2 separate regions of the Homo sapiens genome follow, and region 2 is linked to region 1. A link is an interaction called in ENCODE POLR2A ChIA-PET data of the cell type or tissue named here. Cell type or tissue: PC-9. All regions are shown on one strand. Each heading gives the region's core, and the rest is flanking DNA. Links, peaks and the distances in the headings are about the cores only. Region 1 has its middle 11 kb from the start of PRPS1. Region 2 has its middle 90 kb from the start of FRMPD3.

Region 1 (15,570 bases), core at 10,431-15,430:
AAGATATCACCTCTGCATGGAGTATCCTGGGAAATATTTTTGGAGGTAGAAGCACATGAACTAGGCCTTGATTGATGAGTAGGGTTTTGACAGGCAATGATTGAGAGGAGGTGGATCTCCCAGGCAGGAAGAAAAGATGAGGAAGCAGAGAGAGGTTTTGAAGAAGAGAAAATAGTTTAGTTTTGCTGGAATATCAAGTACCATATTGGGACTTCATTCCGCAGGCAATAGGAAGCCATTGACTGTTCTGGAGTAAGAGCATGACACGATCATAACTGTGCTTTAGGTAAACTTTTCTGTGTGGGGTGAAGAATAGAGAAGAGATTGGAGGCAGGCAAACCAGATTGGGAGAGCAAGTTAGTAATGTCATTAACTATGCCAGTAGCTGTAGGGTTTAAGAAGAGGAATGATAAAGACATTGTGAATCTGAGATTCACTAATCTCAGATTAAATTAAAATTAAATTAATTAAATTAAAATCTCAGATTAAATTAAAAGGGGTCCTTTTAGAGATTATGGACCCCTTTGAGAATTTTATGACCACTATAGATCCTCTCTCCAGCCACAAGTATTCCTCATTTTATCACACTTTGCTTTATTGTGCTTTGCAGATACTGCATTTTTTACAACTTGAAGGTTTATGGCAACCCTCTATTGAGCAAGTCTATTGATGCTATTTTTCCAAGAGCATGTGTTCATTTTGTGATTCTTTGTCACATTTTGGTAATTCTTGCAATATTTCAAGCTTTATTATTATTATTTTATATCTGTTATGGTGATCTATGATCAGTGGTCTTTGATGCTACTATTGTGATCATTTTGGGGTGCCATGAACCATGCCTATATAAGACAGGGAACTTAAATGATAAATGTTGTGTGTCTTCTGTGTTCTGACTGTTCCACTGACCAGCCATTCCTCCATTTCCCTGTCTCTGCTCATGCCTCCTTATTCTCTGAGGGACAACACTATTGAAATTAGGCCAATTAATAGCCCTGCTATGTCCTCTAAGAGTTCAAGTGAAAGGAAGTGTTGCACATCTCTTACTTTAAATCAAAAGCTAAAAATGATTAAGCTGAGTGAGGAAGACGTGTCAAAAGCTGAGATAGGCTGAAAGCTAGGTCTCTTGTGCCAGTTAACCAAGTTGTGAATGCAAAGGAAAAGTTCTTGAAGGAAATGAATAGTGCTACTCCAGTGAACACATGAATGATAAGAAAGCAAAACAGCTCTATTGACAATATGGAGAAAGTTTGAGTGGTCTGAATAGATCAACCCAGCTACAAAATTCTCTTAAGCCAAAGCCTAATCCAGAGCAAGGCCCTAACTCCCTTCATTTATATGAAGGCTGAGAGATGTGAAGAAGCTGCAGAAGAAAAGTATGAAGTTAGCAGAGGTTGGTTTATGAGGTTTAAGAAAAGAAGCCATCTCGCCTGTAATCCCAGCACTTTGGGAGGCCAAGGTGGGCGGATCACGAGGTCAGGAGATTGAGACCATCCTGGCTAACACGGTGAAACCCCGTCTCTACTAAAAATACAAAAAATTAGCCGGGCGTGGTGGCGGGTGCCTGTAGTCCCAGCTACTCGGGAGGCTGAGGCAGGAGAATGGCGTGAACCCGGGAGGCGGAGCTTGCAGTGAGCGGAGATCACGCCACTGCACTCCAGCCTGGGCGATAGAGCGAGACTCTGTCTCAAAAAAAAAGAAAGAAAGAAAGAAGGAAGGAAGGAAGGAAGGAAGGAAGGAAGGAAGGAAGAAAGAAAGAAAGAAAGAAAGAAAAAGAAAGAAAAGAAGCCATCTCCGTAACATAAACGTGCAAGGTGAAGCAGCAAGTGCTGATGTAGAAGCTGCAGCAAGTTACCCAGAAGATCTAGCTAAGATTATTGATAAAGATGGTTATACTAAACAACAGATTTTCAATGTAGATGGTAAAAGCGTTCTATTGGAAGAAAATGTCAGCTAAGACTTTTACAACTAGAGAGGTCAATACCTGGCTTCAAAGCTCCAAAGGACAGATTGACTCTCTTGTTAGAGGCTAATGCAGCCATTGACTGCATCAGCCAATGCTCATGTATCATTCTGAAAATTCTAAGGCCCTAAATAATTAGGCTAAATTCTACTCTGCCTGTGCTCTATAAATGGAACAACAAAGCCTGGATGATAGTACATCTGTTTATAGCATGGTTTACTGAATATTTTAAGCCCATTGTTGAGACCTACAGCTAAAAACAAGAGAGATTCCTTTCAAAATATTACTGCTCATTGTCAATGCACCTGGTCACCCGAGAGCTCTGATGGAGATGTACAAGGAGATTAAAATTGTTTTCATGCCTGCCAACACAACAACCATTCTGAAGCTCATGGATCAAGGAGTCATTTTGACTTTCAAATCTTATTTTTTAAGAAATATATTTTGTAAGGCTGCCATAGATAGTGATTCCTCTGATGGATCTGAGCTAAGTAAATTGCAAATCTTCTGGAAAGGATTCACCATTTTATTTCAGTTATTTTTGTGATTGAAAACAACAACTATTTTATTTATTCACAATTCTGCAGTCAGGAATTTGGGCAGGGCTCAGCTGAAATGTTTTTATGCTTCATGTGGTGTCAGTTGGGATATCCTATAAGGTTGCAGTCAGGGTCAGCTTCACAGGCATGCAAGCTGTGTAGCTGCAGAGAGTCCCACACTCAGAGGGACCTTGCAGTTAGTTTAATGCTCTGCTATTGCCATCTTAAAATTCTAAATAACTTTTGAACAATGGATTTTTCATTTCTATTTTGCACTGGGCTCCACAAATTGTGTAGCTGGTGTTGGTCATAATCAGATGGTGGCTGGGGCTGGAATATCCAGGATAGCTTCATTCACAAATCTAGGGTCTTAGTAGGGTTGGCTGGGAGGCTGGGACCTCTCTGTCTCTCTCTCTACATGACTAGCTTGGGCTTCCCCACATGGCAACTGGATAAAAATATTCATAAGCCTTCCATGTTATGAGTTTTTTCCTGTTGTCACCTCCTCCTTTTTCCAGGGTACATGCTGCTGCTGGATTAACCCCATAGAAAGTTTCAGTTCATATAGGCACACCAGATTCACAATTTTAGATACCATTAACATTCATGATTCATGGGAGGAGGCCAAAATATTAACAGGAGCTTGGAGGAAGTTGATTCCAGCTCTCCCAGATGACTTTAAGGAGTTCAAGACTTTAGTGGAGGAAGTAACTGCAGATGTGGTGGAAATAGCAAGAGAACTAGAATTAGAAGTGGAAACTGAAGATGTGACTAAATTGCTGCAATCCCATGATAAAATTTGAATGGATGAGCAGTCATCTCTCTCTCTCTCTTTTTTTTTCCTTTGCTTATGGATGAGCAAACAAAGTGGTTTCTTGAAGTGGAATCTACTTCTGGTGAAGATGCTGTAGGCATTGTTGAAATGACAACAAAAGATTTAGAACATTATATAAACAGTGGCAGGGTTTAAGAGGATTGCGTCCAACTTTGAAAGAAGTTCGGCCGGGCGCCGTGGCTCACGCCTGTAATCCCAGCACTTTGGGAGGCCGAGGCGGGCAGATCATGAGGTCAGGAGATCGAGACCATCCTGGCTAACACGGTGAAACCCCGTCTCTACTAAAAATACAAAAAATTAGCCGGGCATGGTGGTGGATGCCTGTAGTCCCAGCTACTCAGGAGGCTGAGGCAGGAGAATGGCATGAACCCAGGAGGTGGAAGTCGCAGTGAGCTAAGATTGGGCCACTGCACTCCAGCCTGGGCGACACAGCGATATTCCGTCTCAAAAAAAAAAAAAAAAAAAAAGAAAGAAGTTCTGCTGTGGCTAAAATGTTATCAAACAGCATTTTATGCTACAGATAAATCTTTTGTGAAAGGAAGTCAATCAATGTGGCAAATTTAATTGTTGTATTTTTTAGAAAATTTTTATAGCCAACCCACCCTTTAGCAGCTGCCACCTAATCAGTCAGCAGCCCTCAGTGTTGAGGCAAGATCCTCCACCAGCAAAAAGATTACTACTTGCTAAAGGCTTAGATGATCATTAGCATTTTTTAGCAATAAAATTTTTTTGTTTGTTTGTTTTTGGTTTTGGCTTTTTTTTTTTTTTTTTTTTTGAGACAGAGTCTCACTCTGTCACCCAGGCTGGAGTGCAGTGGCATGATCTTGGCTCACTGCAACTTCCGCCTCCCGGGTTCAAGCGATTGTCATGCCTTAGCCACTTGGGTGGCTGGGATTACAGGTGCGCACCACCACTATCGGCTCATTTTTGTATTTTTAGTAGAGACAGGGTTTTGCCATGTTGACCAGGCTGGTCTCAAATTCCTGGCCTTAAGTGATCTGCCCACCTTGGCTTCCCAAAATGCTAGGATTACAGGCATGAGCCACCATGCCCAGCCTACCATAAAGTATTTTTTAATTCAGGTATTGATATGGTTTGGATATGTGTTTCCTCAAAATCACATGTTAAAATGTAATCCCCAGTTGGAAATTGTTCTGGTGAGAGATGTTTGGGTCACTGGGGTAGATCCCTCGTGAATGGCTTAGTGCTGTACTTGCAATAGTGATTGAGTTCTTTATTCTGAGTTCATGGGAGATCTGGTTGTTTTAGAGTGTGGCACTTTTCCCCTTTGTTCCCTTGCTTCTGCTCTTGCCATGTGACATGCTGGCTCCCTGTCACCTTCTGCCATGATTGGAAGCTTCCTGAGGTCCTCACCAGGAGCAGATGCCAGCACCACACTTCCTATAAAGCCTGCAGAGCTGTGAGCCAATTAAATCTCTTTTTCTTTATAAATTACCGAGACTCGGGTATTTCTTTATAGTAATGCAAAAAAACAGCCTAATATAGGCACGTACTTGTTATTTTAGACATAACGCTATTGCAGACTTAACAGACTACAGTATAGTGTAAACGTAATTTCTATATGCACTGGGAAATCAAAAAAATTCATGTGATTTGCTTTATTGCAATGTTTGATTTACTGTGGTGGTTTGGAACTGAGCCCACAATATCTCCAAGGTATGCCTGTAAATTATCATAGAAGCTTGGACTCATTAGTTTAAAACTAAACACAGGCTGGATGCAGTGGCTCACTCCTGTACTGCCAGCACTTTGGGAGGCCAAGGTGGGCGGATCACAAGGTCATAAGTTCAAGAGCAGCCTGGCCAACAGCCGGGCATGGTGGCATGCACCTGTAATCCTAGCTACTTGGGAGGCCGAGGAGAAAAATTGCTTGAATCCAGGAGGCAGAGGTTCCAGTGAGCTGAGATTGCATCACTGCACTCCAGCCTGCGTGACAGAGCAAGACTCTGTCTGGGCAGTGGGGCGGGTTGGGAACTAAACATTCCATTACGGCAAAAACTAAGTGCTGTAATCTGATTTGCTAACTGTAGAATGTAAACGTGTGTGGAAAGAATGTTATCTTTGCTCCTTATTTCTCTCTAGAAAGATAAGCACAATCAGGGTATGTGGGCAAGGAATTACTCTTTGAGAGATTTAATTTTTTATTTTTATTTATTTATTTAGTTAGTTAGTTAGTTGAGACAGAGTCTGGCTCTTGTCACCCAGGCTGGAGTGTAGTGGTGCAATCTCGGCTCACTGCAACCTCAGTCCACCTCCCAGGTTCAAGCGATTCTCCTGTCTCAGTCTCCTGAGTAGCTGAAATTACAGGCACCCATCACCATGCCCGGCTAATTTTTTGTAGTTTTAGTAGAGACAGGGTTTCGCCATGTTGGTCAGGCTGGTCTCAAACTCCTGACCTCAAGTGATCCACCCGCCTCAGCCTCCCAAAGTGCTGGGATTACAGACATGAGCCACCTCGCCGGGCAAGAGATTTAATTTAAATCTCTTTGAGGAGATTTGAATTAAAATACTTTAGGAAAAAAAAATGTCCTCAGCCAGGCATGGTGGCTCATGCCTGTAATCCTGGCACTTTGGGAGGCCGAGGCAGGTGGATCACCTAAGGTTAGGAGTTCGAGACCAGCCTTGCCAACATGGTGAAACCCCGTCTCTACTAAAAAAAAAAAAAAAAAAAAAAAAAAAACCAGAATTAGCCGGGTGTGGTGGTGCATGCCTGTAATCTCAGCTACTTGGGAGGCTGAGGCAGTAGAATTCCTTGAACCCAGGAGGTGGAGGTTGTAGTGAGCTGAGATTGTGCCACTGCACTCCAGCCTAGGCAACAAGAGCTAAACTCCGTCTCAAAAAAAAAGAAAGAAAAAAAGAAAGAAAGAAAAAGAAAAGACGGCCGGGCACGGTGGCTCACGCCTGTAATCCCAGCACTTTGGGAGGCCAAGGCAGGCGGATCACGAGGTCAGGAGATCGAGACCATCCTGGCTAACACGGTGAAACCCCATCTCTACTAAAAATACAAAAGATTAGCCGGGCGTGGTGGCGGGCACCTGTAGTCCTGGCTACTTGGGAGGCTGAGGCAGGAGAATGGCGTGAACCTGGGAGGTGGAGCTTGCAGTGAGCTGAGATTGCGCCACTGCACTCCAGCCTGGGCCACAGAGCGAGATTCTGTCTCAAAAAAAAAAAAAGAAAGAACGAAAAAGAAAAAAAACTCCTCAAACCTTTAGGGATGGATGAACATGGACAAATTAGACCATCAGAATAAGAACAATGTATGTGTCAGGTAGACATTAAGTTCGTAAGAGGTTTTTAAAAACTGGCTGAGTTACATGTAAATCATGGTGAGTTCTGTAAATTTGATATACTGTCATTCAAAAGAAATATGCTGAGTACCTATATACCAGGGCCTCTGGAGGGTGCGCCTACAGAGAATTAACACTACACTATCTTTTCCCTTGAGTGAAGCAGGCAAGACAGATACTTACAGAAATAAGGTTAATAATGGGGGCATGAGAAACATGATCATATTGAAAGAATCTGGGAAGAGTCTTGCAGAAAATGGGTGAGGTAAGACCAAAGATATTAACCTGAGGATACAGAGCAGGGAGAAGAGCTTTAACAAAGGCCATGGGCAGGTGAATGTATGTGTGGGGTGAAGCAAGGAAGGGTGTGTTGAGAGCTCAGGCAAGAAAGACAGCTAGAAGCCTGTGATGGTCAGTTTTTTTTTTTTAAGACAGGGGCTTACTATGTTGCCCAGGCTGGTCTCGAACTCCTGGGCTCAAGTGATCCTCCTGCTTCGACCTCCCAAGTAACTGGGACTACAGTCATGTGCTGTTGCACCCAGCTGATGGTGAATTTTATGTGTCAACTTGAGTAGGCTGTGGTCCCAGTTATTGAATCAAACACTGGTCTAGGTGTTGCTGTAAAGGTATTTTGTAAATGTGATTAGCATTCATAATGGGTCGACTTTAAGTACAGGAGATTTTCCTAGTTAGTCTGGGTGAGCCTGATCCAATCAGTTGAAAAGCCTTAAGAGTGGAACTGAGGTTTCTGTAAGGAAAAATAAATTTCACGTGTGGAGTGCAGCTTCAGCTACTGCCCAGAATTCCAGCCTGCCCTTCCTGATGGCCTGCCCCACGGATTTCAGACCAGCCTAGCCAGCCCCCACAATGATGTAAGCCAAATCCTTACAATAAATTTCTTAATATATGTCTCATACTGGTTCTCCTTCTCTCTCTCTCTTTTTTTTTTTTTTTTGAGATGGATTTTCGCTCGCTCTTGTTGCCCAGGCTGGAGTGCAATGGCACGTTCTCGGCTGACTGCAACCTCTGCCTCCCGGTTTCAAGCGATTCTCCTGCTTCAGCCTCCCAAGTAGCTGGGATTACAGGCGTGTGCCACCACGCCCGGCTAATTTTGTATTTTTGGTAGAGACAGGGCTTCATCTTGTAGGTCAGGCTGGTCTCGAACTCCTGACCTCAGGTGATCCACCCACCTCGGCCTCCCAAAGTGCTGGGATTACAGGTGTGAGCCACTGTGCCCAGCCTGGTTCTCTTTCTCTAGTTGACCCTGACTGATATAAAACCAGATTGTGGAGGGCTTTGAATGCCAGTTTGAGAGTGCTGAGTGCAGTCCAGATGAGGGGAGCTCTGATCTAAGACCTAGAAGGAAAGGGAAGGGAAGAGCATTGATAATTCTAGAAAATGCTGAGGGATGCCCTCTTGCCCATATTTCATATTTCCAACTAACTCCAAAGCTCAAGGCCTCTGGGAAAATTATGTAAACACCCTTCTCAGTGGAAGGGCTCCCACCCTCTCCCCACCCCATGGGGTGTTTCGGTCTGGCTGGCTGTACCTCCCTTTGAGATCCCAGGCATTATAGGAGAGTCTAAATTCATCCACTTGTTCCAGTCAGTCATTTCTTCTGCAGGCATTTCTTTTTGTTGCTGTTTATTTACATTTTTTTTTTTTTTTTTTTTTTTTTTTTTTTTTTGCTGGGGCATGATAATTTTTATTTATTTATTTATTTGACAAGGTCTCACTCTGTTGCCCAGGCTGGAGTGCAGGGGCGCCATCTCAGCTCACTGCAACCTCCGTCTCCTGGGCGCAAGCAATCCTCCCACCTCAGCCTCCCAAGTGGCTGGGACTACACACGTGCACCACCACACCCAGGTAAAATTTTTTGTATTTTTTTGTAGAGACGGGGGTCTCACCATGTTGCCCAGGCTGGTCTCGAACTCCTGGCCTCAAGTGATCCACCCACCTCAGCCCCCCAAAGTGTTAGGATTACAGTTATGAGCCACCGCACCCAGCATTCTGCAGGTATTTCTTTCTTTTCTTTTTTTTTTTTTGAGAGGGAGTCTCGCTCTGTCACCCAGGCCGGAGTGCAGTGGCGCGATCTCGGCTCACTACAAGCTCTGCCTCCCGGGTTCACGCCACTCTCCTGCCTCAGCCTCCCAAGCAGCTGGGACTACAGGCGCCCGCCACCACGCCTGGCTAATTTTTTTGTATTTTTAGTAGAGACGGGGTTTCACCATGTTAGCCAGGATAGTCTTGATCTCCTGACCTCATGATCTGCCCGCCTCGGCCTCCCAAAGTGCTGGGATTATAGGAGTGAGCCACCGCGCCCGGCCTTCTGCAGGCATTTCTTGGGCAGCAACTGTGGACAAAGTACTGTACAGTGCTCAGCTTCCAGATTACAGAAATGAATAAAATGTGGCCCTTACCTCCAAGAAGCTTTACAAACAGACTTGTCGAGCACTAACTTTAACAGCAGACAGAGAGAAAGAAGCCCCCTCCTCTCCTCCCTGCAGGACCAAATCATCCTTTTCTGAGCCTGCCACTTTGATCCCTAGCACAGTGGGCTTCTTGCAGCCCAGTGGAAGATTTGACTAGCTGGGCTTCCTTTTCATCTTCAAGCAACCTGGCCCACTCCTGGGTATTAGCATTTCTTTCAGGGTATTTTCTCTTTTCTATCTCCTATGTCTGCTCCAGTTTTTCCCTCTCGAAGCTAGTGTGACCTGCTCTCATTGTTCATATTCCCTCCTTGGCCTTGTCAGCCAACCCCCAATTCAATGCCAAGTGGTGAGCTTTCAAAGGCCACCACAAAGTCTATCACAGATACAGAGACTGCCCACGCTGCAGCCCATGCCGACCTCACCGCCTCTCAGGAGTTGGCCCTTCTATTGGGGCACAGACTCCCAATCTTTTTTTTTTTTTTTTGAGACGAAGTCATGCTCTGTCACCCAGGCTGGAGTGCAATGGCGGGATCTCGGCTCACTGCAACCTCCGCCTCCTGGGTTCAAGCGATTCTCCTGCCTCAGCCTCCCGAGTAGGTGAGACTACAGGCACGTGCCACCACACCCAGCTAATTTTTTGTATTTTTAGTAGAGACGGGGTTTCACTGTGTTAGCCAGGATGGTCTCGATCTCCTGACAGACTCCCAATCTTACATTCTGAGTCTTCAGCAAGAGTGCAGGCTGTCTGAGGGAAGAGGCTATATAGCTCTTACAGTCTCTAGCATAGATCGGCCTCAGAGAAGATGCATTTTAAACACTTAAGGATTTGAATTGAAAATCTGGATTGACACTGACAGATATCTCAGGAGGTGACTTTATATATATATATTTATTTATTTATTTGAGACAGAGTCTGGCTCTGTCGCCCAGGCTGGAGTGCAGTGGCACAATCTCAGCTCACTGAAACCTCTGCCTCCCAGGTTCAAGCAATTCTCATGCATCAGCCTCCTGAGTAGCTGGGACTACAGGCACGTGCCACCACACCTGGGTACTTTTTGTATTTTTGTTTTAGTAGAGACAGGGTTTCACCAGGGGTAACGGGGTTGGCCAGGCTGATCTCGAACTCCTGACCTCAAGTGATCAGCCTGCTTCAGCCTCCCAAAGTGCTGGGATTACAGGCGTGAGCCACCATGCCCTGCCAGGAGGTGACTATTAATGGTTTCTCCAAAGACTTCAACGTAGGAGTCCTCTGAAAGAGCAGAGGACTTATACATGTAAATCATAGTTTTATTAATATAAGTCTATCTTAAAATGAGTCCTGTTCTGGAAGATTTATTTATCTCATAAAGTGAAGCTGGCTTGTTTTACCTTAGATAGGATTTGGCTGAAACCTTTAGATGTGTCTCACTCTTCAAGGGTTCCCTCGAGTTGGTTTCTTGTGAATGTAGGTGTTATTGTACAAGGACAGTATGACAGGGAGCTAGAATCATGTAGGGATTTAAAATATGGGAGGTTTCAGTCCTTCTTGACAGGTGATTAGATAAAAACAGCAGGGCCAAGTGAGCTTTGTAGTTTGTTCTGGTGCTTAAGTTTTATGAACTGGGGAGTTCTCCCAGTTTAATTACTGACTTGGGGGAATGTTGGTGATGCTGGAAGTACTTGCCTTTGTTTAAAAATGCTTAAGTGAAAGTATGATGAGAAAAGGTGCTTTTTAAAAGCTAATAGACCCTTTAGTTCAACCCATTCATTTTATATAGTAAGAAATTGATAGCCAGAGAGGGGAAGTGAATGCCCAAGGTCACACAGCTAGTTTTTGGAAGAGCTGCAAGTCGAATCAAAGTCTTCTGGCTCATGGTGTAGGGCTTTCGCTTGCAGCTTTGTTACAGAGCCAAGCTAATATGGGCTCAGGGCCGCAGGAACTGCAAATCAAATAAAAGTCTCTTTCATTGTTCAGCAGGAGAAAATCTGTCCAGTTTCTTCTTAGTTCCTTGAGTCTTTTCAGGTCCCTGGAGGCATTGTACATTCCTGCTGCGCCAGGTTAGGAAGGGGCAGGGATGCTTGTCTTTGCTGCCTTGCTTTACTACCAATTCTGTCCTTGGTGACCAAGGCCATATCGGCTTTTTTGTCTATAAGTCAAACTAAGAAGCAGGAATTGCATTTACTTCCAAGAAACTGCAAACGGCTTGCCCATAATGCAGATTTATTCTCAAATTTATATGAGTGAATCAGGGAGGGGCAGTTGGGATCCTTAGTTTATAAGGGAGCAGGCCGAGGGATTGAGTGAGTAGGGCTCTAGAGAAGGCAGAGAGAACAGATGTTACCTCAGTGGCTTGGGCACTCCCCACTGTCATAATCACATAATTGAGAGAAGGGATTTCTGAAGCCACATTACCAAGGTAACACAGGATGCATATCAATTTAAGAACATTCCATGCTCATGGGTAGGAAGAATCAATATCGTGAAAATGGCCATACTGCCCAAGGTAATTTACAGATTCAATGCCATCCCCATCAAGCTACCAATGACTTTCTTCACAGAATTGGAAAAAACTACTTTAAAGTTCATATGGAACCAAAAAAGAGCCCGCATCGCCAAGTCAATCCTAAGCCAAAAGAACAAAGCTGGAGGCATCACACTACCTGACTTCAAACTATACTACAAGGCTACAGTAACCAAAACAGCATGGTACTGGTACCAAAACAGAGATATAGATCAATGGAACAGAACAGAGCCCTCAGAAATAATGCCGCATATCTACAACTATCTGATCTTTGACAAACCTGAGAAAAACAAGCAATGGGGAAAGGATTCCCTATTTAATAAATGGTGCTGGGAAAACTGGCTAGCCATATGTAGAAAGCTGAAACTGGATCCCTTCCTTACACCTTATACAAAAATCAATTCAAGATGGATTAAAGATTTAAACGTTAGACCTAAAACCATAAAAACCCTAGAAGAAAACCTAGGCATTACCATTCAGGACATAGGCGTGGGCAAGGACTTCATGTCCAAAACACCAAAAGCAATGGCAACAAAAGCCAAAATTGACAAATGGGATCTAATTAAACTAAAGAGCTTCTGCACAGTAAAAGAAACTACCATCAGAGTGAACAGGCAACCTACAACATGGGAGAAAATTTTCGCAACCTACTCATCTGACAAAGGGCTAATATCCAGAATCTACAATGAACTCAAACAAATTTACAAGAAAAAAACAAACAACCCCATCAAAAAGTGGGCGAAGGACATGAACAGACACTTCTCAAAAGAAGACATTTATGCAGCCAAAAAACACATGAAGAAATGCTCATCATCACTGGCCATCAGAGAAATGCAAATCAAAACCACTATGAGATATCATCTCACACCAGTTAGAATGGCAATCATTAAAAAGTCAGGAAACAACAGGTGCTGGAGAGGATGTGGAGAAATAGGAACACTTTTACACTGTTGGTGGGACTGTAAACTAGTTCAACCATTGTGGAAGTCAGTGTGGCGATTCCTCAGGGATCTAGAACTAGAAATACCATTTGACCCAGCCATCCCATTACTGGGTATATACCCAAAGGGCTATAAATCATGCTGCTATAAAGACACATGCACACGTATGTTTATTGCGGCACTATTCACAATAGCAAAGACTTGGAACCAACCCAAATGTCCAACAATGATAGACTGGATTAAGAAAATGTGGCACATATACACCATGGAATACTATGCAGCCATAAAAAATGATGAGTTCATGTCCTTTGTAGGGACATGGATGAAATTGGAAACCATCATTCTCAGTAAACTATCGCAAGAACAAAAAACCAAACACCGCATATTCTCACTCATAGGTGGGAATTGAACAATGAGATCACATGGACACAGGAAGGGGAATATCACACTCTGGGGACTGTGGTGGGGTCGGGGGAGGGGGGAAGGATAGCATTGGGAGATATACCTAATGCTAGATGACACGTTAGTAGGTGCAGCGCACCAGCATGGCACATGTATACATATGTAACTAACCTGCACAATGTGCACATGTACCCTAAAACTTAAGAGTATAATAAAAAAAAAATTAAAAAAAAAATAAAAATAAAAATAAATTTAGCTTCCAAAAAAAAAAAAAAAATCATGACCGGGCATGGTGGTTCACGCCTGTAATCCCAGCACTTTGGGAGGCTGAGGCAGGCAGATCACCTGAAGTTAGGGGTTCGAGACCAGCCTGGCCAACATGGTGAAATCCCGTCTCTACTAAAAATACAAAAGTTAGCTGTGTGTGGTGGTGGGCTCCTATAATCCCAGCTACTTGGGAGGCTAAGGCAGGAGAATTGCTTGAACCCAGGAGGTGGAGTTTGCAGCGAGCAGAGATCGTGCCATTAAGAGAAAGAACTGCACTCCAGCCTGGGTGAAAAGAGCGAAACTCCGTCTCAAAAATTTTTTTCATTTTTTAATACAAAAATTAGCTGGGTGTGGTGGTGCATACCTGTAGTCCCCGCTACTTGGAAGACTGAGGCAGGAGAATCACTTGCACCCGGGAGGGGGAGGTTGCAGTGAGCTGAGATCGTGCCACTGCACTCCAGCCTGGGCAACAGAGCCAGACTCCATCTCAAAAAAAAAAAATCAGATTCATTGCATTCTGCATTGGATATGAGTATATCTGACATTGTAGGAAGCCCTTATGCCCAGCACAAAGTGCTTTGTTCAGTTAATCAGATGGCTGAAGTTCATTACGTTGCCCTGGCAGAGAAAATGGGGAGATGTAGTTCAAAAGATACAAAGTAGCAAATATGTAGGATGTAGGATGTAGGATGAAGTCTGGAGATCTAATGTACAACATGTAACATGTCCATGCTACCAGTTTTTGCTTGGGGAGAGGAAGAGAAAAAGGTGGGTTTTTGTTGTTGTTGTTTTTTTGTTTTTGTTTTTTGAGACAGAATCTCACTTTGTCACCCAGGCTGGAGTGCAGTGGCACGATCTCGGCTCACTGCAACCTCTGCTGCCCAGGTTCTGGCGATTCTCCTGCCTCAGCCTCCTGAGTAGCTGGAATTACAGGCATGCACCACCATGCCCAGCTAATTTTTGTCTTTTTAGTAGAGACAGGGTTTTGCCATGTTGTCCAGGCTGCTCTCGAACTCCTGACCTCAGATGATCCATCGGCCTTGGCCTGCCAAAGTGCTGGGATTACAGGTGTGAGCCACCGTGCCTGGAATGAATATTCTCTTTAAAAAAAAAAAAAAAAAACCAAAACCAAAACCAAAACCCTTTCCTATTAAGCCTAAATGTTGAGGAAAAATTAGAAATTCAAGCTCCCTTTATTACAGCTGCTTTTAGCAAGGAGGATGAGGATGGAGGAAGAGCAGGAAGATGTCAGAGAAACATGTGAGGGGTATTGGCCAAAGGCCAAGATGAGCTTCGTGTTCACCAGACTGTGTCCACTGAGGACAGGGATTCTCCATTGAGGAAGTGAGCTGGCTTAGCAATTTCGAAAAAAAGGCCCAGGGAAAAAGAGGTCTTGCAGGTCCTTTTTGAGGGAAACTAACTGAAAATGGCTTTGCCTGGGAGCAATGGATATTTGGAGAAAACAGTCCCCCAAAGCTCTGCTGGCCAAGTTTCTAGTTCCAGGCCTTTGGTGCAAGCTTAATTAGTTTCTGTGGACCAGCTGCAAATGGGGCAGTTCTATTTGTACTTGTTAAGTTGTACAGCTAAGACTCAGGATTTTTACAGCTGCGTTTTCAGCACCACCTCATTAATCCTCACAGCCATAGAGGGAGGCTGAAGACTCAGTCATCTTCGTTTTAGAGGAGAGGCCCAAAGAGGTAAAATGACGTATACCCCATCATATGGCAAGTCAGTGGCTGGGCTGAAAAATAGAAGTGAGCCCTGATTCTAGGGTGAGCTGCTCAGCCTAGCCCACACAGCTTCCCTGCTTTGCTTGCTCATTGCAGATGCAGAAATCTCCGGCTGGTTCCCCTCAGTCTGGGCTTGGGGCTGACCTGCTGCTAAAGTGTGTAATAGGCAACAGTTGGGGGGCAGGGGCAGGGAAGGGGAGGGAGCCTTTGATAATGCTGCCCCATCTCCTCTTGGGGTCCCTTTCTGACACCCTGTCACTTCAGGTCTTTCTCTTTTTTTTAGATACAGGATCTTGCTCTATCGCCTAGGCTGGAGTGCAGTGGCAGTGTGACTTCCTGGGCTCAAAGGATCCTCCCACCTGAGTCTCTTGAGTAGCTAGGACAACAGGCGTGTGCTACCATGTCTGGCTAATTTTCTTTAAAGAGATGGGGTCTTGCTATGTTGCTCAGGTCTCCAACTCCTAGGCTCAAGCGATCCTCCTGCCTTACCTCCCAAAGTGTTGGGAAAACAGGCATGAGCCACCCTACCTGGCCATTCCAGGTCTCATATCCCTGAACAAGCACTTGACCCCCACCCTGTGCCCAGATCCACGGAAATAGACGGGTCCCAGCTATCCTCCCCTTAAGGCTTATGCAACCAGCTGGCTCATCTGAT
Region 2 (15,570 bases), core at 3,542-8,541, 250 kb after region 1:
GGAATGTATCCATTTCTTCTATGTTTTCTAGTTTATTTGCGTAGAGATGTTTATAGTATTCTCTGATGGTAGTTTGTATTTCTGTGGGATCGGTGGTGATATCCCCTTTATCATTTTTTATTGTGTCTATTTGATTCTTCTCTCTTTTTTTCTTTATTAGTCTTGCTAGCGGTCTATTTTGTTGATCCTTTCAAAAAACCAGCTCCTGGATTCATTAATTTTTTGAAGGGTTTTTTGTGTCTCTATTTCCTTCAGTTCTGCTCTGATCTTAGTTATTTCTTGCCTTCTGCTAGCTTTTGAATGTGTTTGCTCTTGCTTTTCTAGTTCTTTTAATTGTGATGTTAGGGTGTCAATTTTGGATCTTTCCTGCTTTCTCTTGTGGGCATTTAGAGCTATAAATTTCCCTCTACACACTGCTTTGAATGTGTCCCAGAGATTCTGGTATGTTGTGACTTTGTTCTTATTGGTTTCAAAGAACATCTTTATTTCTGCCTTCATTTCGTTATGTACCCAGTAGTCATTCAGGAGCAGGTTGTTCAGTTTCCATGTAGTTGAGCGGTTTTGAGTGAGATTCTTAATCCTGAGTTCTAGTTTCATTGCACTGTGGTCTGTGAGATAGTTTGTTATAATCTCTGTTCTTTTACATTTGCTGAGGAGAGCTTTACTTCCAAGTATGTGGTCAGTTTTGGAATAGGTGTGGTGTGGTGCTGAAAAAAATGTATATTCTGTTGATTTGGGGTGGAGAGTTCTGTAGATGTCTATTAGGTCTGCTTGGTGCAGAGCTGAGTTCAATTCCTGGGTATCCTTGTTGACTTTCTGTCTCGTTGATCTGTCTAATGTTGACAGTGGGGTGTTAAAGTCTCCCATTATTAATGTGTGGGAGTCTAAGTCTCTTTGTAGGTCACTCAGGACTTGCTTTATGAATCTGGGTGCTCCTGTATTGGGTGCATATATATTTAGGATAGTTAGCTCTTCTTGTTGAATTGATCCCTTTACCATCATGTAATGGCCTTCTTTGTCTCTTTTGATCTTTGTTGGTTTAAAGTCTGTTTTATCAGAGACTAGGATTGCAACCCCTGCCTTTTTTTGTTTTCCATTTGCTTGGTAGATCTTCCTCCATCCTTTTATTTTGAGCCTATGTGTGTCTCTGCACGTGAGATGGGTTTCCTGAATACAGCACACTGATGGGTCTTGACTCTTTATCCAATTTGCCAGTCTGTGTCTTTTAATTGGAGCATTTAGTCCATTTACATTTAAAGTTAATATTGTTATGTGTGAATTTGATCCTGTCATTATGATGTTAGCTGGTTATTTTGCTCGTTAGTTGATGCAGTTTCTTCCTAGTCTTGATGGTCTTTACATTTTGGCATGATTTTGCGGTGGCTGGTACTGGTTGTTCCTTTCCATGTTTAGCGCTTCCTTCAGGAGCTCTTGTAGGGCAGGCCTGGTGGTGACAAAATCTCTCAGCATTTGCTTGTCTGTAAAGGATTTTATTTCTCCTTCACTTATGAAGCTTAGTTTGGCTGGATATGAAATTCTGGGTTGAAAATTCTTTTCTTTAAGAATGTTGAATATTGGCCCCCACTCTCTTCTGGCTTGTAGGGTTTCTGCCGAGAGATCCGCTGTTAGTCTGATGGGCTTCCCTTTGAGGGTAACCCGACCTTTCTCTCTGGCTGCCCTTAACATTTTTTCCTTCATTTCAACTTTGGTGAATCTGACAATTATGTGTCTTGGAGTTGCTCTTCTCGAGGAGTATCTTTGTGGCGTTCTCTGTATTTCCTGAATCTGAACGTTGGCCTGCCTTGCTAGATTGGGGAAGTTCTCCTGGATAATATCCTGCAGAGTGTTTTCCAACTTGGTTGCATTCTCCCCATCACTTTCAGGTACACCAATCAGACGTAGATTTGGTCTTTTCACATAGTCCCATATTTCTTGGAGGCTTTGCTCATTTCTTTTTATTCTTTTTTCTTTAAACTTCCCTTCTCGCTTCATTTCATTCATTTCATCTTCCATTGCTGATACCCTTTCTTCCAGTTGATCGCATCGGCTCCTGAGGCTTCTGCATTCTTCACGTAGTTCTCGAGCCTTGGTTTTCAGCTCCATCAGCTCCTTTAAGCACTTCTCTGTATTGGTTATTCTAGTTATACATTCTTCTAAATTTTTTTCAAAGTTTTCAACTTCTTTGCCTTTGGTTTGAATGTCCTCCCGTAGCTCAGAGTAATTTGATCGTCTGAAGCCTTCCTCTCTCAGCTCGTCAAAGTCATTCTCCATCCAGCTTTGTTCCGTTGCTGGTGAGGAACTGTGTTCCTTTGGAGGAGGAGAGGCGCTCTGCGTTTTAGAGTTTCCAGTTTTTCTGTTCTGTTTTTTCCCCATCTTTGTGGTTTTATCTACTTTTGGTCTTTGATGATGGTGATGTACAGATGGGTTTTTGGTGTGGATGTCCTTTCTGTTTGTTAGTTTTCCTTCTAACAGACAGGACCCTCAGCTGCAGGTCTGTTGGAATACCCTGCCGTGTGAGGTGTCAGTGTGCCCCTGCTGGGGGGTGTGCCTCCCAGTTAGGCTGCTCGGGGGTCAGGGGTCAGGGACCCACTTGAGGAGGCAGTCTGCCTGTTCTCAGATCTCCAGCTGCGTGCTGGGAGAACCACTGCTCTCTTCAAAGCTGTCAGACAGGGACATTTAAGTCTGCAGAGGTTACTGCTGTCTTTTTGTTTGTCTGTGCCCTGCCCCCAGAGGTGGAGCCTACAGAGGCAGGCAGGCCTCCTTGAGCTGTGGTGGGCTCCACCCAGTTGGAGCTTCCCGGCTGCTTTGTTTACCTAATCAAGCCTGGGCAATGGCGGGCGCCCCTCCCCCAGCCTGGCTGCCACCTTGCAGTTTGATCTCAGACTGCTGTGCTAGCAATCAGCGAGATGCCGTGGGCGTAGGACCCTCCGAGCCAGGTGCTGGATATAATCTCGTGGTACGCCGTTTTTTAAGCCGGTCGGAAAAGCACAGTATTCGGGTGGGAGTGACCCGATTTTCCAGGTGCGTCCGTCACCCCTTTCTTTGACTCGGAAAGGGAACTCCCTGACCCCTTGCGCTTCCCGAGTGAGGCAATGCCTCGCCCTGCTTCGGCTCGCACATGGTGCGCGCACCCACTGACCTGCGCCCACTGTCTGGCACTCCCTAGTGAGATGAACCCGGTACCTCAGATGGAAATGCAGAAATCACCCGTCTTCTGCGTCGCTCACGCTGGGAGCTGTAGACCGGAGCTGTTCCTATTCGGCCATCTTGGCTCCTCCTCTCCTATTTTTTTTTTTTTTGAGATGGAGTTTTGCTCTTTTGCCCAGGCTGGAACGCAGTGGCACAATCTTGGCTCACTGCAACTTCCACCTCCTGGGTTCAAGCAATTCTCCTGCCTCAGCCTCCCAAGTAGCTGGGATTACAGGAGTATGCCACCATTCCTGGCTAATTTTTGTATTTTTAGTAGAGACAGTGCTTCCCCATATTGGCCAGGCTGGTCTCGAACTCCTGACCTCAAGTGATCTGCTTGCCTCAGCCTCCCAAAGTACTGGGATTACAGGTGTGAGCCACTGTGCCCGGCCCCCAACTGCACATGTTCTAATGAGGAATCTTTTCTGGATGGTGGATAATATGGTTTGGTAGTATTTTTCCGTCCAAATCTCATGTTGAAATGTGACTTCCAATGTTGGAGGGGAGCCTAGTGGGAGGTGTTAGTGTCATGGGGGCAAATCCCTCATGAATGGCTTGGTGCTGTCCTAGCAGTAGTGAGTGAATACTCACTCTATTAGCTCACACCAGATCTGGTTGTTTAAGAGAGCCTGGCACCTCCTCGCTTTTCTCTCTCTTGCTCCCCCTCTCACCAGGTGACATTCTGGCTCCCTTTCACCTTCTGCCATGAGTAAAAGCTTCCTGAGGCCCAACAGAAGCTGAAAAGATGCTAGCACCATGCTTGTACAGCCTGCAGAACCGTAAGCCAAATCTACCTCTTTTCTTTATAAATTACCCAGTCTCAGATATTCCTTTACAGCAATGCAAAATGGACTAACACAGTGGATGATCTTGTCATTATCCCCTAGGCTACATGCTTCTCTAGGTTCTCAGGTGAAAACACCACCTCCCTAAGAATTGAGTGTTCTTGGAATGCAGCCAAAGAACCTTTCAAGATATAGGAGAAACTATAGATCTTGGAAGGAAGAAATATAGATATTGAAAGGATCTTCAAGATCTATGAGGGCTGTTTAAATTGTTTGGGGTATATTTCCTCCTTTTCAAAACCCACTTCAACACTAGCTAAGAGGGAAGAAATTGGGGAGGGATGACTGCAAAAGGTTGAAATAAGCAATCTTCCATAGAGGATTTTTTTTTTTTGAGGATTTTTTTAAAAGCCAGTTAAGCCACTTAGCACTGTGGTCAAGGCAGTCAACCAAATATTGAATTTCTTCAGGAAGACCTATTCCTCCTCTTATACAAAGAACGTCTGCCCCAGATCTCTGTATGCAGGGAGATTAGAGCTGGGGAAGGCCTATAGAGATAGTGAGTGTAGATGTGGTCACTAAATCTCGGAGACTCTTTCAGAGCTCACTTGAGGTTTTGAAAGAGGTATGTTTAGGGAAACACAAATCAATGTGATTTTATGCAACAGGAAACAAATAATGTATGGAATTCATTATCCTCAAGAGTTAGTATAAGCTGAAAGTATGTATAAATACCTTTTTAAAAGGGTTAGATGCTTTCATAAATTTATGCATCGCTGGTTACTAAGGGCAACGAGGATGTTTTCATGGGAAGCCAGAAACAGAAGAGATATTAGATATCAGCTAATCTCTTCCCCTCCACCCCTCTACCTCTGTAGTGAGGGGGTATCAATACAGGACCTCTTAGAGCCGAAGGGGAGACTAGATGGGAAATGGGTGATTTCTAGTGGTCTCCCAGGTAACCCCCACCCCAACCTTTTTCTTCAAAGTTAAATTTTAAGAGAGGGAAGCGGGGACCAAACACACTTAAAAGCCTCTAATTGGCTAAAGAAGCCACATTGACTCCAGGTGTGGGGGACTTGGTGGACGGGCAGTGGGGCTAACATGCAAAGATGGGTAGTAAAAGGAGCCTGGCCAGGCGCAGTGGCTCAGGCCTGTAATCCCAATACTTTGGGAGGCCAACATAGATGGATCACTTGAGGCCAGGAGTTCAAGATTAGCCTGGCAACACGGCAAAACCCCATCTCTACTGAAAATACAAAAACATTAGTCGGGTGTGGTGGTGCACGCTTATAATCCCAGCTACTCAGGAGGCTGAGGCATGAGAATCACTTGAGCCTGGGAGATGAAGGTTGCAGTGAGTTGAGATTGTGCCACTGCTCTCCGGCCTGGGCGACAGAGTGAGACTCTGTCAAAAAAAAAAAAAAAAAAAAAAAAGCCTATTCTATATTCTAGCGGAGGCTCTCTTGGAAGAAATCAGTCTAATAAGGAAAATAAATAAGTGAGAATATTAAGAGTTTATGTATAGCACAATGGATATAAAATGAAGGTGTGGAAGGGATGAGTACTGTGTACCAAGAAGATGGAGAGCTGGGCCAACTGGCCTCAGATGTGAGAGAGACCCTGAAGAGAAGGACAGCATTTGGCTTAGACACATCAAAAGGGGGAACAATTAGCTCTGCCATCATCTAATTGGGGCCATGGAGGCAGTTTACACCTCACGTTCATTCAGGGACAATGTAAATGGTGCCCCCTGGAGTTGTGCATCTCAGGAGCACTCCTCAAAAATCAGCTACTCCAACTCCCCCATTTCCAGATGAGGAAGTGGAGGCCTGGAGATGTGAATGAGAGGACTACTCGGGTTGCACAGGTATTTTACGTCAGAGTGGGTCTCTACTTCCCCTCCACCACATTATCTTGCCATGGAGGTTGAGCTATCAAAGGCAGCCTGGTCCTCTTATGAGACACACCTAGAGACCCCTTCATCAGGGAAACAGCTGACCAACACATTAAAATTACACATTAGAATTACCCTCATTTCCTCAGCTGGATGTCATGCATTGACCAACCTGCCCGACCCTACATGGTAGTCCTGACGATTACAGAAAAGAGTGGTGGGTTAAAGAAACTGTGAAGCTAATCCAGGAAGCATCTGTTATGCTCTGATGTTTCTATCAGAATGACTTAGGACTATGCCAACCTGAAGCTGCCTGTGGGCCTATGAACTGGAAATGAAATCCCTGGGCCAGAGCTGTCACTCTGTCAGGTAGAAAAAGGAGGCTGACTGCTTTTGGCTACCTAGGGTCCACCAGAATTGAGAGGTGACTGGAATTGCAAAGCTGAAAGTTTCTGCTAGGAGAAAGGCAGCTGAGTGTGCTGTTTATTCAACAGGCACTAAAAATGAAGTTTGGCACCTCGTTTGAGAACTTCCAGTAGCGTGAAGAAAGCTGATTCATTTGTTCAAATAAAACCCAATTGTAGTACTGTTTAACAGTGAGATAACATCTTATATTTATAAACTTGTCTTATAGCCTGAGGGAGTCCACACCACTTTACAGACTTCAAAATCTGAGAGAAACTAGGACTATGTCTTCTAACACTGACATGCCCTCCCCTGGGGTCTGGATGGCAAGGGTGGGGAGGGATCAGCCCCTGCAGGAGCTTTACAACAAATTCTCCCCAGTGCAGTCCCACAGAGCAAGTTCCAGAATTGGGCCTCCTACTGACATACAGCAGGAGGGGGCCTCTGCAGGAGAAGGGACCCTGACCAGTTGGGAGGTGCACCAAGATTTTGCTTGGAGAGAGAGAGAGAGAAAAACAAAACAAAACCCAGTCTGAACTGGGTAGGGTGTGCAGATAGAGTGCCAACTGTTGGCAGAGGTGGTATAGTACCTGATCAAACTCAGAGGGGGGAATATTTCATCTCCTGACAGTCAAAAAAGGGCAAGTTTTAGAAATAAAGGACAATTCAGTTGTTTTAGGGCATTAAGCAACCCTCTGACTGCTATAGACAGGCCTAGCCTTAGAGTTGATGGCCTCAGCCTGACCAGTTTGGATCCCTGTCCTCAGGGCCCTTAAAAGCACACAGTTTATCCTCCACTCCCAGAGTGTTCCTCAAACTTGACTGGACATCAGAATCACGTGGGGAGCTTGTTTTATATGCAGATTCCTGGTCCCTCACCACCACTCCCACTCAGACTCACTAGGTCTGGGGTAGAATTCAGGAATTTGGGTTTTTAACAAGCATTCCAAGTGTTGTTGAGGATGCTACTCCTTTAACCACACTTTAAAAAAAATATTGGCTGGGCACAGTGGCTCACGCTTGTAATCCCAGCACTTTGGGAGATCAAGGCGGGTGGATCACCTGAGGTCAAGAGTTTGAGACCAGCCAGGCCAACATGGTGAAATCCTGTCTCTACTAAAAATATAAAAATTAGCCGAGCATAATGATGCACACCTGTAATCCCAGCTACTAGGGAGGCTGAGGCACAAGAATCACTTGTATCTGGGAGGTGGAGGTTGCAGTGAGCTAAGATCGTGTCACTGCACTCCAGCCTGGGTAACAGAACGAGACTCCGTCTCAAAAATAAATAATAAATAAATAAATAAAATTTAAAAATAAAAAAAAATTGATTCCAGATTCCACACCACCGGCGTTGGAACAAATCTGGGTCTGCAACCCTTGCAAGTAACTCAGCACACAGTGAGCCTTGGTTTCAGTCACACTTTGCTTTCGGGGAAGAACTGAGATCTTGCCAGCACTTTTCACAGGTTGCTCTGAGAAGATCCTGGACATCTTGGGGCACAGGAGAGGTCCCTGCTGTGTAAAATTTAATAATGAGGGAAATTCAGACTATAGTTTCTGCTGAGTAAAGAATGAACCACACCAAGTCCACTAGGGAGTAGGGCAATTACCACTACCCTCCCTCTCCCCTCTCCCCCCTCCCACCCTCACAAGCCACTCTAGGGACAACTTTCTTCCCTTGGAGTCAATGAAGTTGGCTCTTTCCTGCCTGTGACAGCTTCATAATGTCTATATAAATGGGGTTTGTGGGGAACCCTGGGGTTTGTGGGGAACCCTTTGGTTGAAGGGGGAGGAAGTAGGGATTTTGCTTTGAGGCTGTGTTGGCAAAGCAAGCAAAGGTTTTTACTCAGCATGATGTTTTCTAAAGCTGCTTTTGTTTATGCTTAACATTAAAACTTCATTTGTGCATGTTAAAGAGTGGGGAGGGAAAAGCCAATGGAAATAATGAGGGACTAAGGACACTTTCCCATCTAACCTCTGCCATTGCCTCAGCCTACAACCATGACTCTGGCTGAAAATAATGCCAACTATGTGAGGGCTGTGAGACTAGAACTAGGTCTTATTCTCTCCTATCTGGCCCACACAGCTTATCTCCCTCCTAAGCCATCTTTCAGAAATATACCAATTAAGCACAAAAATAGAAACTCTTGAATTGGAGCTTGTCCATTTTCCTCTTTCTATTGTTCCTCAGTTTCCTGTGGCTTAGAAGACGAGATTGAACACACAGCCTGGGGGAAATTTTCCCCACTGGCCCCAGCACTCACTAGTGCCTGGAATTCTCACACAAGTCTGATTTCTTCCTAACACATGACTCCAAGAATCCCTAGGTAATTATAAATAGCTCTGATGGGGCGAACACATAGTATCAGTCACTAAAACTGCAGTGTGAATGTGCTAGCCATCTCTTTTCCAATGGGATAAAAGGGTCTATGAATCCAGAGACATTCAATTATGCCACACTTTAATGGAATGTATCTACTCCACCAAAGTCAGCTGTAAAATGACTTCTGCTTCTTCATTAATTGTTCTCCTTACTTTCCTTCCTTCCTTCCTTCCTTCTTTTTGTCTTCCCTCCCTCCCCTCTCTCCCTTCTTCCTTCCTTCCTCACTCCTTCCCTCCTTCCTTCTCTCCCTCTGTCCCTCCAGTCTTCCAGTCCTCCCTCCCTCTCCTTCTTCACTTCTTCCCTGTTTTTGTAGATGTCCTTTAGCAAGTTGAGTAATTTCCCCTCTATTCCTAGTTTTCTGGGTGTCTTTATCATGAATGGTCATTGGATTTTGTCAAATCCTTTTTCTGCATTTATTAATATGATCATATAATTTTTCTTCTTTTGCTTGTTGATGTGATAGATTACACTAATTGATTCTTGAATATTAAACCAGCCTTGTATACCTGGAATAAATCCCACTTGCTCATAGCTTATTGTTTTTATACATTGTTGGATTGGATATGCTAATATTTTATTGAGAATTTTTGCATCTATATTCATGAGAAATGTTGGTCTGTAGTTTTCCTTTCTTGTAATGTCTTTGTATGGATTTAATATTAGGGTAATGCTGGCCTCATAGAATGAATTAGGAAGTTTCTTCTGCTTCTGTTTTCCAGAATAGATTGTTGAGAATTGGTATGATTTCATCCTAAAGTATTTGGTAGAATTTGCCAGTGAGCCCATCGGGTTCTAGTGCTTTCTGTTTTGGAAAGTTATTACTTATTGATTCTGTTTCTTTAACAGATGTAGACCTACTCAGATTACCTGTTTTTCCCTGTGTAAGGAAAAATGTAGATGTGTCTTTTAAGAAACTGGTCCATCTCACCTAAGTTATCAAATTTGTGGGCATAGAGTTGTTGAGAATATTCCTTTATTTTCTTTGTTATGTCTATGGGATCCCTTCTACTTTTTACCCATTCACTCAAGAAATATATATTCAGTACTTACTATTAAAAACATTAGTTCAGCATATATTTATTAAATGCCTATTATGTGCCAAGTACTGTGATAGGGCTGGGGATAGCATGACATTGACGTCTTGGAACTTACTTTCTTGTAAAGAAGATCAAAATTGAATGAATAATAGACATATCAACCAATTGTAATTGTGACTAGTGCCAAAGAAGGAATTAAACAAGATTGGAGAGAACTTCTTTAGCAAGTGTGGGCAGGGAAAGCCTCTCTAAAGGAGGTGACATTTTAGCTGAGAACTAAAAACTGAGAAGGATCCAGCCTTGAGAAAAGCCTAGGAAAGGGTATTCCAGGCAGAGGAAACCACACGTGTAAAGAAAGACACTCCAGAAAAGGAAGAGATCAGCATGTAGGAGGGAATGAAATAAATTCAATGTGTCAGGAGCATAGAAAGCAAGGTAGACCAGAAAGGTCTAAGAGGTGGGCAGAGGCCAGATCCTGTAGAACCTTATAAGCCATGGTAAGGAGTTTGGATTTTATTCTAAGTGGAATGAAGAGCTTTTGAAGGGTTTTAAGCAGGAGAGTGACATGATCTAATTTACATTTGTAAAAGATTACTCTGTGATCTTTCCTCACTGCTGTGGGGAAAATAGAATAGAAGGGAGCAAGAGTGATGTCACAGAAATCAGTTAGGAGCTATTGCAGTAATCTAAGCAGGAAGAGTTGGGTGGCCTGGATTTGGGCAGGGGGACAGTGACAGTCAAGATGGAGAGAAGGAAAAATGAATAAATGGGAATTTGTTTTGCCTGGCACTAGACTGGGCATTTACAAACTGCGTGAACTGGGCAATCTCACTGCCTCCATCCAGCCACAGGAGGTTGCCTTTCTCTACCTTCAGTTTAAGAGTTTCTTCCTCAAGAGCCAGGAACCACAGAGTCACCCCACTGGTTCCACACTTTACTCCAATAAGCTCTGGGAGTGACTCTTATAGATCCCTGGGCCTATCAGTGACATATGTTCAGGGGATCACTGGTTCCATTCCAAACAGGTGTTTCTACATTCTGGGCACATCCCAAGCAGTGCATACTCTGAGGATCATTGTTCTCATCTCTCCCGGGTGGGTGACATTTAGAATGATTATTGTTCAGTAGCACTCAGGCTTCTACTAAATGGTATGACAGAAGGAAGAACTTTGACTATCATGGTGACTAGACAGTGGAATGGATTGTCAGAGGAGGTTATGAAGGTTCCTTCAGCCAGACAAGCTGCTGAAATATGAAGACATTATGTATCAACGTGAGCAGCATCTTTATATTCTAAGGGTGGGTAGAGAAAGCAATTCAAGTGACAAGAGGAGTAAGGTGGAATGGTGCTGTCAATGCTAGGTCATGGGTGGCTGCCAAACAACACATGCCAGGACTCACAGGCAGGCTGGGCCAGCAGGCAAATAGGGAAGCTAGAACGAATGACCAGGGAGCTAGTAAAAGTGCGTTATGAGGGGGAAACCAAGGTCTGAATCCAGGGTGTAAAGCCAAACTGGAGGACACAGACAAGGTCTGGAGTCTGAAAAGATAGGCAAGAGTGAGGCTGCAGAGGTCCAAGCCAGGCAGAAGGCAGTGTCAGGAGAAGCCCATTCTAATAGTGGTGTTGGTCTCTGGCTGGGCTTCAAGCCAGGAAGAGGGAAATAGGTGGAGAGAAAATCAGAGTGGGAAAAGTGTCTCCTGAATCAGAACAGCTAGGTGCAGCCACATCATAGCCAGCCAGCCTGTATCAGTGGAACCTAGAACTGGTACCAATCTGCTTTCTGCCCTGTTTTCCAGCTTCCCGAGAGAGTCAGAGTCTCATAGCTTTCTGTGACTTCAGCACAGTGCTAGCCGTCTAGGGGACCGGGCATCACTGGGTAATTTACTGTCCCTGTTCCTTGCACTTCTGTGGCCGGTGGATGTCCTTGTGAGCTGGGAAACAGGCTGAAAATAAAATCGAGTTCACAACATAATCTCGCATAGAAATTTCTCTGTTTCTGCCCCTGCCTGTATTGGCCCCTCTTCAAAGTCTTCCACCAACCCAACTATTTCTGCAAGTCTCCCAGAGGTCTGTCCCAAGGTTCATTAACAAAACCCCTTTGCCTCCCCAGTGGCTTCCAGCATTTCCTCTGTTCCTTTTCTAGCTCCCTGGGGTGATAATCCTCTTCTAATGCCCATAACAAAACCATCCATACAATGAGGTGGCTGCTGCTGCTGCTGCTGTCACAAGCTGCCGCCTACCCAACTGAAACTACTAAAACCAATGCTTCTGATGTGGCTTTGTGTACTCAATGCCCCACAGAGATTTTAGTGAAATAGTCCTTTAAATTGGTACTTATTCTTACAAAGCTCTCTCTGCTTAGGACTTAGTATGAGATCTGGGAGGTGAATCAGAAGATAAGCAGGATAGTGTCCTCTGGTAGGTATTGTTTTGTTTTATTTGTTTGTTTTTGGTCTTCCCAGCAGGCTTTCTCTCTCCCCTTCTGTTCATGATAGACTCTACTCCTGACCTTAAGGGTAAGCACGTGAAGTAGACCTGGACAAACACAGAGTATCCATTCTCCTAGTGACAGTGATTGGACCAAATTATAGGCACATTACCAAGGAAAGCCAATCAGAATTGTTCCCTGGGATAGATGAATGGACTCTGGGAGGTAGAAATTTTCTTTGCTAAGCTGTAGCTGACGGCAGCTGTGTTTCCTGCAATATGGAGAAGACCAGTCTACATCAAGAGAGTGAGACAAATGGGAAAGGAGATGCAGAGGCAAGCAGAGATAAAATACGGACACAGTTCTGACAACGTTGAATCCCTAGGCTTGGTTCCTTTGAGCATTCCACTCTCCTTCCTAGCCTTTTGCACCAATATAGTGCCTTTTTTTTCAAAAGCTGGGTTGGATTCAGTTTCTGTTACTAATTATTTTTAAATGTCCTGATTAATTACAACATGAGAGCTATATTGAAAATTTTCTCTCTCTTTCAATCCTGAGGTCTAGGAGGACCCTCCTTATATGGCTATTCTTTCTTCCATTAGTATGTATCTTTCCTGAGAGGCCCCTTAGGCTCCTAAACAAATAGTTCCCTAGTGGACCTGCCTCCTAGACCCTCCAGATACACACAAGATGAATATGAATCTTTGGGAGAGTACAGTTTAGGCTGCCATGTTGAGCCCTATTCACATATCATTTGTTCATTTAACAAATATTTGTTGAGTTCTTATGATGTGCCAAACACTGTTCTAGGAGCCAAGAATATAGAAATGAATAAAATAGGCAACATTTTTGTCTATATGAAGCTTGAAATAGATTGCAAACAAATAATTAATGTATAATATAATCTCATGAGCATTATAAAAAAAATAGAGCAGGTAAATAAGATAGAAAGTAATAGAGTGGGGTTGCTGTTTTAGGCAGCATGGTCTAGGAAGGTCTTCTGGAGGGCACAGACCTGAATGAAGTGAGGATATGAGTCACGTGTGTACTTGAGGAGAAAATATTATAGGCTAAAGAGACAGAGAGTGCAAAGGCCTGGAACTGCTTGACATGTTTGAAAAAGCAAGAAATGCCAGTAAAATGAGGTGAGCAAAGGAAGAATGGTGGGATACTAGGCCAGAGAGGTAGCCAAGGGCCAAATTGTGGAAGGCCTTGAAGGTTAGGCTCAGAACTTTGTATTTTTTTCTAATTGTGATGGAAAGCCATTAGAATGTTTTGATCTGGGGGTTGACAGGATCAGTTTACCTTTTAAAAGCCTCCCTCTGACTTCTGTGTAGAGAATGGACCATAGGGAATAAGAGTGGAAGCAGGAAGACCACAGAGGAGACTACTACATTAGATATTTTTTGGTGTTGTTGTTTGTTATTGTTTTTTGTTTGTTTGTTTGTTTTTACAGAGTCTCACTCTGTCACCCATGCTGGAGTGCAGTGACACGATCTCAGCTCACTGCAACCTCTGCCTCCCAGGTTCAAGCAATTCTTGTGCCTCAGCCTCCTGAGTAGCTGGGATCACAGGCGCATGCTACCATGCCCAGCTAATTTTTGTATTTTTAGTAGAGACAGGGTTTTGCCATGTTGGCCGGGCTGTTCTCAAATTCCTGGCCTCAAGCAATCCTCCCACCTCGGCCTTCCAAAGTGCTGGGATTACAGGCGTGAGCCACTGCGCCCTGCTGAGAAACTACTGCATTAGTTTATGTGAGAGATGATGGTGGTGTCAACTAAGATGGGAGCAATGGAGTCAGTGAAAAGTATACGGATTCAGTATGTATTCTAAAGATAAAGCCAATTAAAGCTAACAGACTATGCTGGTGAATTGGACATGGAGTATGAGAGACGGTCAAGGATGACTCCAAGTGTTTTGGCCTGAGCAACAAAGTGAATCAGGGTGACAACTATTGAGATGGGAAAGAATGGGAGAGGCACAGGATAGGGGACTGGGAACATCATGAATTTTGTGTGGAATCTGTTAAGTTTGAGATGCCTATTAGTCATCTAAGTCGAGATGTGAAGAGGTTAGGAAAAAAATATATGTCAAACAAAGGGATGCAAAGTATTAGGACAAAAAGAACCCTGAGAAACAAGGAGTATCCCAACCATCACCGTGCAGAGCACATCACACTTCCAATAATTTAAAGAGAGAAATATATCTCTTTTCTCAGGATTTCCCCAACCAGGACCTGGCAAAAATTCAAGCTATCACAATAGAAAGGGGTTTCTTGAGCTCAGAAGTTTGAGACCAGCCTGGGCAACATAGGGAGACCTCATCTCAAAAAAAAAAATTAAAAAGTAGCCAGGTGTGGTGGCCTGCGCCTGTAATCCCAGCTACTCGTGGGGCTGAGGTGGCAGGATCTCTTGAGCCCAGGAGGTTGAGGCTGCAGTGAGCTGTGATTGTTCCACTGCACTCCAGCCTGTGCGAGAGAGGAAGACTCTGTCAAAAAAAAAAAAAAAAAATCCGGGAATTTTCCAGAATGCTCCGTGAGAGGCAGGAGGCAGAGAAGTGGTAGCTGCCCAAGCTGCACACATCTCCGGGCTCCTTCCTGCTCCCTCACACACTGGCCTCAGCCTGCTCACCGGCAGAAGATGGTGGATGGTGAAAGAAACCACTTACTATGATGTTTTGGGGGTCAAACCCAATCAATGCTACTCAGGAAGAATTGAAAAAGGCTTATAGGAAACTGGCCTTGAGGTACCATCCTGATAAGAATCCAAATGAAGGGGAGAAGTTAAACAGATTTCTCAAGCATATGAAGTTCTCTCTGATGCAAAGAAAAGGGAATTAATTATATGACAAAGGAGGAGAACAGACAATTAAAGAGGATGGAGCAGGTGGCGGTTTTGGCTCCCCCATGGACATCTTTGATATGTTTTTTTGGAGGAGGAGGAAGGATGCACAGAGAAAGGAGAGGTAAAAATGTTGTACATCAGCTCTCAGTAACCCTAGAAGACTTATATAATAGTGCAACAAGAAAACTGGCTCTGCAAAAGAATGCAATTTGTGACAAATGTGAAGATAGAGGAGGTAAGAAAGGAGGAGTAGAGTACTGTCCCAATTGCCGAGGTACTGGAATGCAAATAAGAATTCATCAGATAGGACCTGGAAAGGTTCAGCAAATTCAGTCTGTGTGCGTGGAGTGCCAGGGCCATGGGGAGCAGATCAGTCCTAAAGATAGATGTGAAAGCTGCAATGGAAGGAAGATACTTCGAGAGAAGAAGATTCTAGAATTTCATATTGACAAAGGCATGAAATATGGCCAGAAGATAACATTCCATGGTGAAGGATACCAAGAACCAGGACTGGAGGGAGAAGATATTATCATTGTGTTAGATCAGAAGGACGATGCTGTTTTTACTCGACAAGGAGAAGACCTTTTCATGTGTATGGA

What was found. Peaks named below come from ENCODE experiments on the same cell type or tissue, not always from the same donor. Only the 100,000 strongest peaks of a DNase experiment are listed, where the experiment ranks them.
Region 2: POLR2A ChIA-PET joins it to region 1 with 5 read pairs; 2 of 35 experiments call an interaction of 5 or more read pairs at or near these places.

The regions. Positions count from the first base shown.
Region 1 is chrX:107,609,772-107,625,341 of GRCh38, reverse strand. No RefSeq gene overlaps it. Among named protein-coding and RNA genes, the nearest start is that of PRPS1, 11 kb to the left of the region's middle. In PC-9, for the core only: no CTCF peak of the experiment used is centred there; no DNase peak of the experiment used is centred there.
Region 2 is chrX:107,352,047-107,367,616 of GRCh38, reverse strand. It overlaps the pseudogene DNAJA1P3. Among named protein-coding and RNA genes, the nearest start is that of FRMPD3, 90 kb to the left of the region's middle. RefSeq lists enhancers at 2,447-3,075, 11,582-12,517. In PC-9, for the core only: no CTCF peak of the experiment used is centred there; a DNase peak (open chromatin) is centred at 6,496; H3K27me3 peaks cover 261 bases.